2 separate regions of the Homo sapiens genome follow, and region 1 is linked to region 2. The links are chromatin contacts, found by Hi-C or POLR2A ChIA-PET in ENCODE. All regions are on one chromosome and are shown on one strand. The core of a region is the stretch at or near the end of the contact, and the rest is flanking DNA. Distances in the headings are between cores, read along the strand shown.

Region 1 (5,886 bases), core at 1,647-4,146, 240 kb after region 2:
GTGTGGACAGCTGGTTCCAGGAGGCCCTCGGGGCAGAGAATGAACAGGAGTTCCTCTAGCTGTCAGAACAGCCCGACGCGATGGGCATCGGATGCTGTGACACCCCGGCTCAGCCGTTCTGCCCCCAGCTCAGCCTCATCAGGGAAGGTGGCTGTCCTTGGTGTTTGGGAAGTTTGGGGACGGGGCTCTGAGGTCAGGCAAGAAGGCAGTGTGGGGTTGGAAGCCCTGGCCCAGCACAGCATCTGTGGGCACCTCAGGGCATGCTGAGTGACACCACCCACAGCCCACGAGGCAGGCTGCCATGGCAGGATGGTGAGGACACACACAGGTGCGATGGCCAGCTGCCCCAGCATTCCTCCAGACAGAAAGATGGCCCGGACACAGCCCCCTGAGTGCCCTCCAGCTGCTCTCAGACTCAGCGTGTGTGTGTGCGCGAGCGTGTGTATGTGTGTGTGTGTGTGTGTGTGCGCGAGCATGTGCACACATGTTTGTCTTAGGGGAGAGCTGGCTCCACGGGTAGGAAAGCCCCCCGTCCAGGAGGGACATATGGAAGGACGGCCAGGGAAGCACAAAGGCTCTGCACGGGATTCCTGGGGAGAATGAGGCTGAGTCAACACTAATGGGTCTGGAGCAACCTTCCCAGCGCCTCGGAGGCTTGCAAGCAGGAGAATAATAGCGGAGGTGTCCCAACACGATCATGGTATCAATTGCATTATCCTAAAAGTTTATGGAATGCATGAGTGGAATTAATACCTTTTACTGGCACCAGAAGCAATTATATGTGCGTAAAGCTGAGGGAAGAGTTCTAACAATGTTTATTGTGGAGATGAAACGTGGATTATTAGGGGAAACAAGAGTACTTAGGGCGAAATTGCAGCAATTGCTGATATCATGTGGCGCAGGGATCTGCAGCAGGGACGGAGCTTCCAGCAGGCCTGCTCTGGCTGTGGTCAGCGCCTCGGGGCTCGTGGCCCGAGCCGGGGTTGGCTCTTCTCTCTTCACTTTCTGGAGCAGCCAGAGGAACTCACTCTTGGGCCCTGGAGGTCACAGAACTTAGCCTTGGAGGCCCCAAGTGAGGCTGGGGAGGCCCCAGCTCTGAGACCCTGGGTCCTGCTGCCCCACCCCACACTGCCTGGTTCTTGGAGGAGACAGGAGGGAGAACCCCTTGGGGGACAGGATTCCCTTCCATAGGCATGAGACTGTTGGGGGAGAGGCATGATCCAATTTACGTTTTAGGAAGAATCATCTATTTTCTAGGACTTCTTTCCAGTTTGGGGACAGCCCTGTGGACCCAGCATGTCTGATTAGTAGCGTTGGCAGCAGCATTGCCCCTATGTGCAGGGCCTCCCACACTCCCCATTTTACAGATGAGGAAACTGAGGCTCCCAGAGGGCACACCAGGGTCACCTGTCAGCAGAGGGCAGAGCCGGACCTGGCCCCAGCAGCCAGACCCCTAACCTTGCCCTTGCAGCCCGTGTGGTGCCCCACCCCGGCCCCTACAGGTCCCTGGACAGGTCCCCACGAGCAGCCCCTGCCCCCTGCCCCACCCTCTGCTCCCAGCTCTGTGGGGCAGGTCCCTGTGACCCTCAGGGCCCCCAGGGGAACCAGTGATAAGGAGGTGCTGACACCTCAGAGGGACCTGCCTGTCCCTAGGGGAGAAAGCCTTGGACCGAATGGGGTGTGGGGGGAGCCCAGGCTGTACCTTGGCCCCCATGAGCCTTCCACTGCTGTCTGCCAGTGAATCAAACTGGGACTGGGGGTGGAGAGCTGTCCCTGTCTGCTTTCACTGCTTGGTTTTGTTGACAAAGGAAAATCCCTCAAGAACGCTTTATCACTGGAGTGCTCCGAGGCTGGCGAGCCTCATGGGCGAGAAGCCAGGCAGCTGGGCTTGGGGACCGGCCTCTCCTGGTGCCTCCCTGCCCCCTCTGCCTTCACCCCTCCCAGGCCTGGCCTCACTGCCACTAACTCCCGTTGACAGGGGGAAAGAGAGGCCCACAGGGGAGGGCCGTCCCAGGCTTCTCCTGGACCCAGTGCTGACGCCAAGATGCGGTCGTAGGTGACCTGGACCTTGGGCCGTGTGGGACTCGGGGCAAGGTGGGGGGCTCAGCTGGGCAGTGAGTTAGTTTTGCTTCCCGGTCTGGTGGGTTTCTGCCACCCCAGGCCAGTGGTCACTTCTGGGATTTTCTGAGATTCCAAAAGTTGAAGCCACGGACCCTGGAGACCCGGACCCTGGAGGCCCAGCCCCTGCCTCTGGGTAGAGAAGGCCCTGAGCGACCTCCAGACCTTCTGTCCCTTTTCCGAGGAGCCTCAGGAAGAGGGGGACAGACAATTCCAGGGTGTCCCGGCTGGAAAGAAAAGCATCTTCTCTGCACTCCAGGCGGACAGCGTGAGGCTCAGAGATTACGTGGCGGCCGAGGCTGGTGTCCACAGCCAGGGGTTACGATGGGGCTGCAGAGGCCGTGAGCGGAACAGGGCATTTTAGGGCAGAAAGACCCTTTTGGAGAAGGTAACAGCACTCCAGGCTTCAGTGAGGCAGAAGTCAGAGCCCATGGGGAAACCGCACAGGGGGATTACCTAAAGCCCAGAGCCACCCCAAGGGTTGCAAACCCACCCCTCCCCCAGCCATGCCACTGGAGCGAGGCACCCAGCTCCTTGCACCTGGCGTTGGGGAGACACCACTCTCTGCAGGGGTCAGAGATTCGGAGGCCAAAATTCTCCTTCCCCCAGGCATTTCAATGAAGATTTACAAAGTTTAGCAAAAACCTAGATTCTAGCCAACTATTACCTTAAAAGCTGAAGAGGGACCACCCCACCATGTCCACAGCTTACTCCCCTCCCTCCGCTGTCTCCGGCCACCTCCAGCTGCTGCCAATTCCAGCCCCCAAGGCTGTCCCAGGAAGCTGTGGCCAGAGACTCCGGGACTGTCCTGTGAGCAGAGGGCACCCACTGACCCTGGGGCACCCTTCCAATCCCCACAGCTGACAAAGCCGGGCCTCAAAAGGCTGGGTTAATCCTGGCTTCTCCTCAAAGCCACCAGTCAGGGTGGGGGTGAGGATGGTGGGGGCAAGGATGGTGGGGGCTTCCTCCCCAGGAGTTAAGGGGCCCTCTCTGCAGTGAGCAGAGCAGGCCTGTTGCCAGCCTGCTGGGCCCCTCGTGGGACAGCTCCAGGGCCTGGCCCACAGTCCCGCTAGCTAGGTCCTTGCCAGAGGCCGGAGGAGAGGCCAGGCTACTGGCAACGGGCCCTCCAGCTGGCGCTGTCAAAAAGCAAGTTGCGGGCAGAGGACCCTGCGCTTGGTCCCGGCCCAGGGCAGAGGCTGAGTGTGGTGCTTTGAACACTCTGTGTCTTCAGAGCGGAGGGGCAGCTGCTGGTGGGCATTCCGGGGCCCTCTGCAAGCCCCAGCTTTTGTCTCTGCGGACCCAGGGCACTGCCCTGCCACCCCCTCTGTCCCCAAGGCCCCAGATGGGGTACCTGGGTCCTGGAATAAGAGCAGATGGAGTTCCTCGCCCTGCCTGGGCAGCTCATTCCTTCCCGGGCTTGGGCAGAGTGACAGTGATAGTAGCAGCCACAGGGCACCCGCACGCGGTCTCAGTGAATCAGGACAGCGGCGACCGGGTGGGGACTGGGCCCTGAGCTCCTCACACAGCATCTCGGCAGCAAAGTGGAGGCTGGAGCTGTCCAGGCTGGGCCACCCAATCCCAGCCAGACACAAGGCAGTCTGTGTGAGTCTCAGTCTCTATTGTCCATGGAGACCCATCCCCAGCAGGACCAGGGCAGGTGAGGCCCCTGGCTGTTGTTCCCCTTACCCCTAAGGGGCTTAAGTCCAGCCACGGGGTAAGAAGCCCATGTCCCACCTGACACCTCTGTAGTACCGTCTTTCTGGAACCCGGGGTGACGCCTCTGCAGTGCCCAGTCTTCCTGGAACCCAGGGGTGACGCCTCTGCAGTGCCGTCTTCCTGGAACCCAGGGGTGCTTAAGGCGGGTCTCTGCCTAGACCCCGACCCCAGGCCCCAGGACCCAAGTCAAGCCCAGCAGTGACAAAGGGCTGGGAGATGGAGCTTGGGGGTCAGACAGCTATGGTCTGGGTGCTGGTCCACCCCAGCTTAGCAGGCAGGTTTGGGTCACTAAACGGAGTGACAGTGCCTGACCTCCCAGGGCCAAGGTCAGGTGAGGGCCCCGCGCAGGGCAGGCACCAGTGGGCAGTGGATGTGGCCATGAGGGTGGACCCAGGTGCCCCATTCCCTGGCAGGTGGACAGCACTCACTGTCTCCCCAGGTCTCCACACCAACAGAGGCAGACACCTTGGGCAAACGCTGCCTCGCAGCCTCCCCCAACACTAGGCCCCTCTTATCTCCTCTGCCTGTGGCCCTCGTCTCCTACTGGACCCCTGGGCCTTCACTATGCACTGGAGACAAAGCCACCAAGTCTATCCTGGGCTCAGCACATACCTGCTTCCCTCCCCTACCCCGATCATAGCCCAGGATGGAGATCCCTAGAGGCAGCCGTGCATGGGACGAGGATCGAGCAGGCTCCAGCTCCTGTGGTCTGGGTGCACTCAGTGTCTCCCAGGGAGCCGCGCTTCCAGGCCGTTGAGAGTCCCCCGTGTGGCTCCTGCTCACCTGTTTAGGACATGGCTCAAGGTCGTGGTGGGGCAGACTGCCCAGCTCCTCAGGGTTCCCACTTGCCCCTGGCCTGCCCTCCCCAGTGAGCAGTTTCTTGTCCACAGCCTCTGGGGCTCTAGCAGGCCTCCGTCAGGGCTGAGGATCGCTTGGCATCTGCAGAGGATGTTTCTGCCTCTGGTTCATCCTCCATAGAGCTCCTGGCCTGGGAGCCCCGGCTGGCCAGCATGGGGGTGCCAGCAGACACATCTGTCTCCTGCAGCCCCCCCAGCCAGGAGCTCTTTCACAGCAGCCTCTTTTCTTGGGCAGCGCTGGGCCTGGCACTGGCTGTGGCCTCACAGGCATTCTGAAGCTCGCTTGGGCCTCTCATCTGCCTGGCCCATGGGCTGTGGATGTCCTGGTGAGTGAGCCGTCACTGCCTCGACCATGGGAGCCCCAGCTTAACACCAAGGTGTTCTGAAACAGGGGCGATTGCCACATGTGTCCTTTCCCCCTCCCCAGGCTAGTGGCTTCCCTGGGGCAGGGAGGGACCAGCCCTGTGACATCCTGCCAGGCCTCCCTGACATCTGTCAGAGCCCAGCCTGTGCTCCCAGCAGCTCTCTGAGGGCGACAGTGACTGTGCACCAGTGAAGGCCACAGCCTCCCACGAAGGGGGCTGTCACCAAGGGGGCCCTGTGGCTGCCACCTGAGGATACCCTTCCTCTCTCAGAAGGAGAAAGGGACCCAGGAGGACCCTAATCCACAGGCTGTTGACCCTGGCTCAGGCATGTGTTTTAGGGGGTCCATCTGTGAACCCACGAATTTAATGGAAAGGGTTCTGTGGCTCAGCCCCAGGAGCTTTTCTAGGGAGAGGAAGGGTCCAGGGCCTTGGCAGAGGGTGGGCTCAAAGAGGCCCGTAACCCCAGAGAGGAGAGAGATGCACCCCTAAACACACAGACGCACACACAAGCAAGGGAACTGGATAAAAGTGAGCAATAAAAAAAATCGTTTAAAAAATAAAAGCCCCCACTGCAGGCCCCATCTTCCAGAATCTGTTGCAACAGATTCACCCACGCTGGTTAACGGTATTTGCGGTTTGCAAGATGCTACACGTCCCAGGAAAATGACAGACAAGTTATTATCACCTCTCCGCTGTCCTCCTGCCCAAACCTGCCCGTGCCGGGCACCCAGCTGCCGGGGAGCGAGGAGCGGGCACAAGGAAATTAGCAGCCCCCCGCTGCACCCTCCCCTCACCCACCCCCGCACCAGCCCTGCCAGGCCCAGGGCTCC
Region 2 (4,067 bases), core at 1,568-4,067:
GGGTGAATCCTCGGAGTCCAGGGGCTGCCATCACCCCCTTCTCTGACAAGGACGGGGGTCGTTGCCCAGCTTCAGCCGGCTCATAAGGCACCCAGCCAGGGGCATCCAGGGACGTCGGGCTGGCATCTCCAAGCTGGCCATTCTGACAGCCCCATCCAGGGGTGTGTCTGGGGTTCCTGTCCCCACCTGCCCCTGCCACCCGGGTCACGTCCTCCTGTTCCAAGCATTGGTCACCGAGGCACGCCCGTGTCCAGCGTCACTGTGGGGCTCACCTAGGCCCCTCTCCACAGGCCATGTTCGAGATCCTCACGTCGGAGTTCTCCTACCAGCACAGCCTGAGCATCCTGGTGGAGGAGTTCCTGCAGTCCAAGGAGCTGCGGGCGACCGTGACCCAGATGGAGCACCACCACCTCTTCTCCAACATCCTGGATGTCCTGGGTGCCAGTCAGAGGTGAGGCCACGCCACAGCCTTCCACACAGGGTCCTCTGCCAGGAAGGTGCCTCCCCCCGTGGGCACCGCACTGTCATCAGCAGGCCCCTGGGAGCCTGCGCTGCACCTTGATGTGGATGGTTTAGAGCAGCTGCTGGCTCCCGCGGAGTGTGATGACCTCTGAGGGTCCTTGAGGCCACCAAGAGCTGGCCCCAGGGCCGGGCTAAGCACTGGGGCTGTGGCATCCTGGTCGTTCTTAAGACGTGGAGCACTTCCCAGGGGTACAACCCTGCCCCACTGCCAAGCACCACCCCACCAGGACGTCCAGGCACAGAGGGCTGCATGATCCAGGCAGTGGTGGCCACAAGCTGCTCACCTGTAGGCAGGAAGCCTCGAGTTGCAGCTCTGGGTCATGTTCCACCCAAAGGTGTCTGGTGGCTGGACCTGAGCTCTGGTTGCAGGGCCTGGAGGTAGAGAGGCTGGACATGCAGCTGCAGCCATGCACGGGGGTATGTGCGTGGGGTGGGGTGGGGTGTGTGTGCGTGGGTGTGTGTGTGGGGTGGGGTGTCTGTGCATGGCTGTGTGTGCATGGTCAGTGGTGTGTGTGAGTGGGCTGGCCCCGAGGCCTGGAGGGTGGCTCGGGAGCATCCAGCACCCTGGTGTGTATGCATGGGTGTGTGGGGGCAGGGGTGTGTATGCATGGGCAAGGGTGTGTATGCATGGGCAGGGGTGTCTGCACGGGTGTGTCTGCACGGGTGTGTGTGGACAGGGTTGTGTGTGCGTGGGCAGGTATGTGTGTGTGTAGGTGTGCATGGGTTTGTGTGCCTGGGCAGCAGTGTGTGTGCATGGGTGTGGGGCAGGGGTGTGTATGCATGGTTGTGTGTGCGCGGGTGTGTGCATGGATGTGTGTGCATGGACGGGTGTGTGCACAGGCAGGGATGTGTGTGCGTGGGCAGGGGTGTGTATGCGTGGTCAGGGTTATGTGTGAGTGGGTAGGGGTGTGTGTGAGTGGCTGTGTTTTCGGTCAGGTGTGTGTGAGTGGGTGTGTGTGCGTGGGCAGGGATGTCTGTGTATCTGCGTGGTCAGGGATGTATGTGAGTAGGTGTGTGTGCGTGGGCAAGGGTGTCTGTGCATGGCTGTGTGTGCGTGGTCAGGGGTGTGTGTGAGTGGGCTGGCCCCAAGGCCCGGAGGGTGGCTCGGGAGCATCCGGCACCCTGGTGTGTATGCATGGGTGTATGTGCATGGATGTGTGTGTGGGCAGGGGTGTGTGTGCGTGGACAGGTGTGTGTGCGTGGGCAGGGGTGTATGTGCGTGGGTGTGTGTGCCTGGCCAGGGGTATGTGTGTGGGCAGGGGTGTGTGTGCATGGGCAGGGGTGTGCGTGGGTGTGTGTGCCTGGCCAGGGGTGTGTGTGCGTGGGCAGGGGTGTGCGTGGGTGTGTGTACCTGGCCAGGGGTGTGTGTGCGTGGGCAGGGATGTGTGTGTGCATGGACAGGTATGTGTGCATGGGCAGGGGTGTGTGTGCGTGGGTGTGTGTGCCTGGGCAGGGGTGTGTGTGCGTGGGTGTGTGTGCCTGGGCAGGGGTATGTGTGGTCTCGACCCTGTGCTGCTCCCTATATGCAGGAGGACCCCGGAGCATCGAGTCTCCTGAGCCTCAGCCTCAATGCTAACCTGAGGGGCGGTGCCTCTGGTCCCCTCGTGGGCTTGGGTGGCGCTGGGAGATGATTAGGGGCCTGTAGTGCCTGGCACAGGGCTGCCCCAACAGTGGTGGTTGCTGGCGCATTCTTATATCAGCCCCGCCCCTGGCGAGTCCCACCCATCTGCTGCCTGTGGGGTGCCCTTGCGGAACTTTGGGGCCCTGAGGGTGGGCAGGGAGCCGCCTTGTCCCTGGAGACAGGGGCTTCCTGTAGAGCTCCAGGGACCAGCTATGGGAAACTCCCAACCTCTGACTCAGCATGGGATGGGGCTGGGGGAGGGGGAGGGGTCTGGGATAGCGGCTGCCCCTCCCCCAGCTCTGCCCCCAGCCAGGCAGGCTTTGTGTTCTCTGAGCTCTGTGTCCTCCGGTCCCCTCTGCCTCAGGCAGCTGCATGTTTGCCTCTGACCTCCTCAGGGCTTTAGATTGCTGCCCTGGGGCGGGAAGCTCCGGCCTCCTCCCCCAGCTGGGCCCCCGACAGCTCCTGGCATTCACAGTGAACTGTCTGGGGAATCATCGCTATTTGGGGTAAGCGGCTGGTGGGCGGCTCTCCCAGACCTTTCTCAGAACCTGCAGTCACCCATATGAGCTGCTGACCGGCCTGGCCGGCCTGGGCACGTACGCATGTCGTGGCCCTGCTCATCCAGCAACCGAGGCCTCCCATGACCTGCTGGGTCCTCGTCCACGGGGACTGCAGCTCCATCTGCTGGGGATTCTCAAGGGCAAGCAGCTGTCAGGACACTCTCCCTGCAGGAAGCGTGGCTCCTGCGTGGGTGGCAGGCCCAGTCGGGCCCCGTGAGCAGAGGAGGAGGGACTCCCGCCCACCTCCACGCTGGGTAAGGGAGTCCTCCGAAGGACAGAGCTCTTGGGCTGGGAGGACCTCCTGTGGCGGCGGCCTGGAGACACGGATGTGGTCTCGGGTTGGGTGCTCTGAGGGTCTGCAGGATGGACGAGGCTCCAGCCACCGCCTCACACAGCAGGTGACCATCGTGGGTCCAGCCAAGCCCAGCCTTGGTGGCCGTGGCCGCCCATGGGGGCAGAATCCTGGCAGCCCTGGCCTAGCTCTGACCAAGTGTTAACTCCCTTCATCCTGATCACCCTGGACCAAGGCCTGGGTCATGGGGAGGTGAGGGGCTGGTAGCCCCTTCCAGGGAGTCTGCCAAGAGCCCACAGCTGGCCCCCCCCCGGCCTTGACTGTTCCCTCAGAACGGGGTGGGGGACCTAGTGAAAGTAAACAGTTCATGAACCCAGCTGGGAGCTTGACCAGCAGAGCTGCCTCGGATTTGGGACTCATCCTTGGAAGGGGTGGCCCCAGGCATCGCCCCTCTTTGCTCTTGTGCCTGTCCCCTGAGTCTCCGTCCTTGAGTTTCTTCCCAGGGGCAAGCTGGTGCGGCAGCGGGGGCCCGGGCCTGTGTGGAGGCCCAGTCGTTTTAGCTGGAAGGAGCTTGAAGGGCGAAGGGCACCAACTGGACAGGGCACCAGGACAGGAGGTCCAAATGGGCCCGCCTTTGGGGACAGTCCCTGGGGCTGCCCCTGGACAACAGAGGGACGGCACCAGTGCGTGGGATCGTGGCAGGGGGCTCTGTAAGGAGCCCCAGGCCTCTGACCACTTCCCACCCGCCCTCCCTGCTGTCCAGCATCCCAGGTCCGGGTCCCGCCCCAAGTGCTTGCTGTGTGCTGCCTCTGGGAGCTGAGCTCAGCTCCTGCCACGTCCATGTATGTGTGAGTGTGCATGCAGATGCATGTCTGTGTGTGCACACGTGGGGCCCGACCACCAGGCCCGTGGCACCCTCCTCACCCCTCCTTGCCTTCAGGTTCTTCGAGGACCTGGAGCAGCGGCACAAGGCCCAGGTGCTGGTCGAGGACATCAGTGACATCCTGGAGGAGCACGCTGAGAAGCACTTCCACCCCTACATCGCCTACTGCTCCAACGAGGTCTACCAACA

What was found. Hi-C counts contacts between places; a loop is a spot of excess contacts on that map. ChIA-PET counts read pairs that join two places held with the same protein, here RNA polymerase II (POLR2A). Pooled maps may share reads with other maps.
Region 1: a map of tibial artery shows a loop between it and region 2 (2.4-fold over the local background). The contact joins the promoter of TP73-AS2 here to the enhancer-like site in region 2. A Hi-C loop is called at or near these places in 3 of 168 maps with a recorded cell type or tissue (lower leg skin, ovary and tibial artery) and 2 of 50 pooled maps. POLR2A ChIA-PET finds 5 or more read pairs at or near these places in 2 of 52 experiments (B cell and MCF 10A).

The regions. Positions count from the first base shown.
Region 1 is chr1:3,711,402-3,717,287 of GRCh38, forward strand. It overlaps TP73-AS2 (TP73 antisense RNA 2), which reads right to left and starts at 2,897. Exons shown (of 2, transcript NR_185884.1): 1 at 2,786-2,897; 2 at 799-1,037. The region is part of intron 4 of TP73 (tumor protein p73); the gene reads left to right. RefSeq lists a silencer at 3,193-3,432.
Region 2 is chr1:3,469,143-3,473,209 of GRCh38, forward strand. It overlaps ARHGEF16 (Rho guanine nucleotide exchange factor 16), which reads left to right. Exons shown (of 15, transcript NM_014448.4): 6 at 291-451; 7 at 3,936-4,067. Among named protein-coding and RNA genes, the nearest start is that of ARHGEF16, 17 kb to the left of the region's middle. RefSeq lists an enhancer at 2,425-3,050. Within about 2 kb of position 2,818, at least 4 of the 41 ENCODE cell types and tissues checked have a DNase peak (open chromatin) inside an H3K27ac peak, as active enhancers do.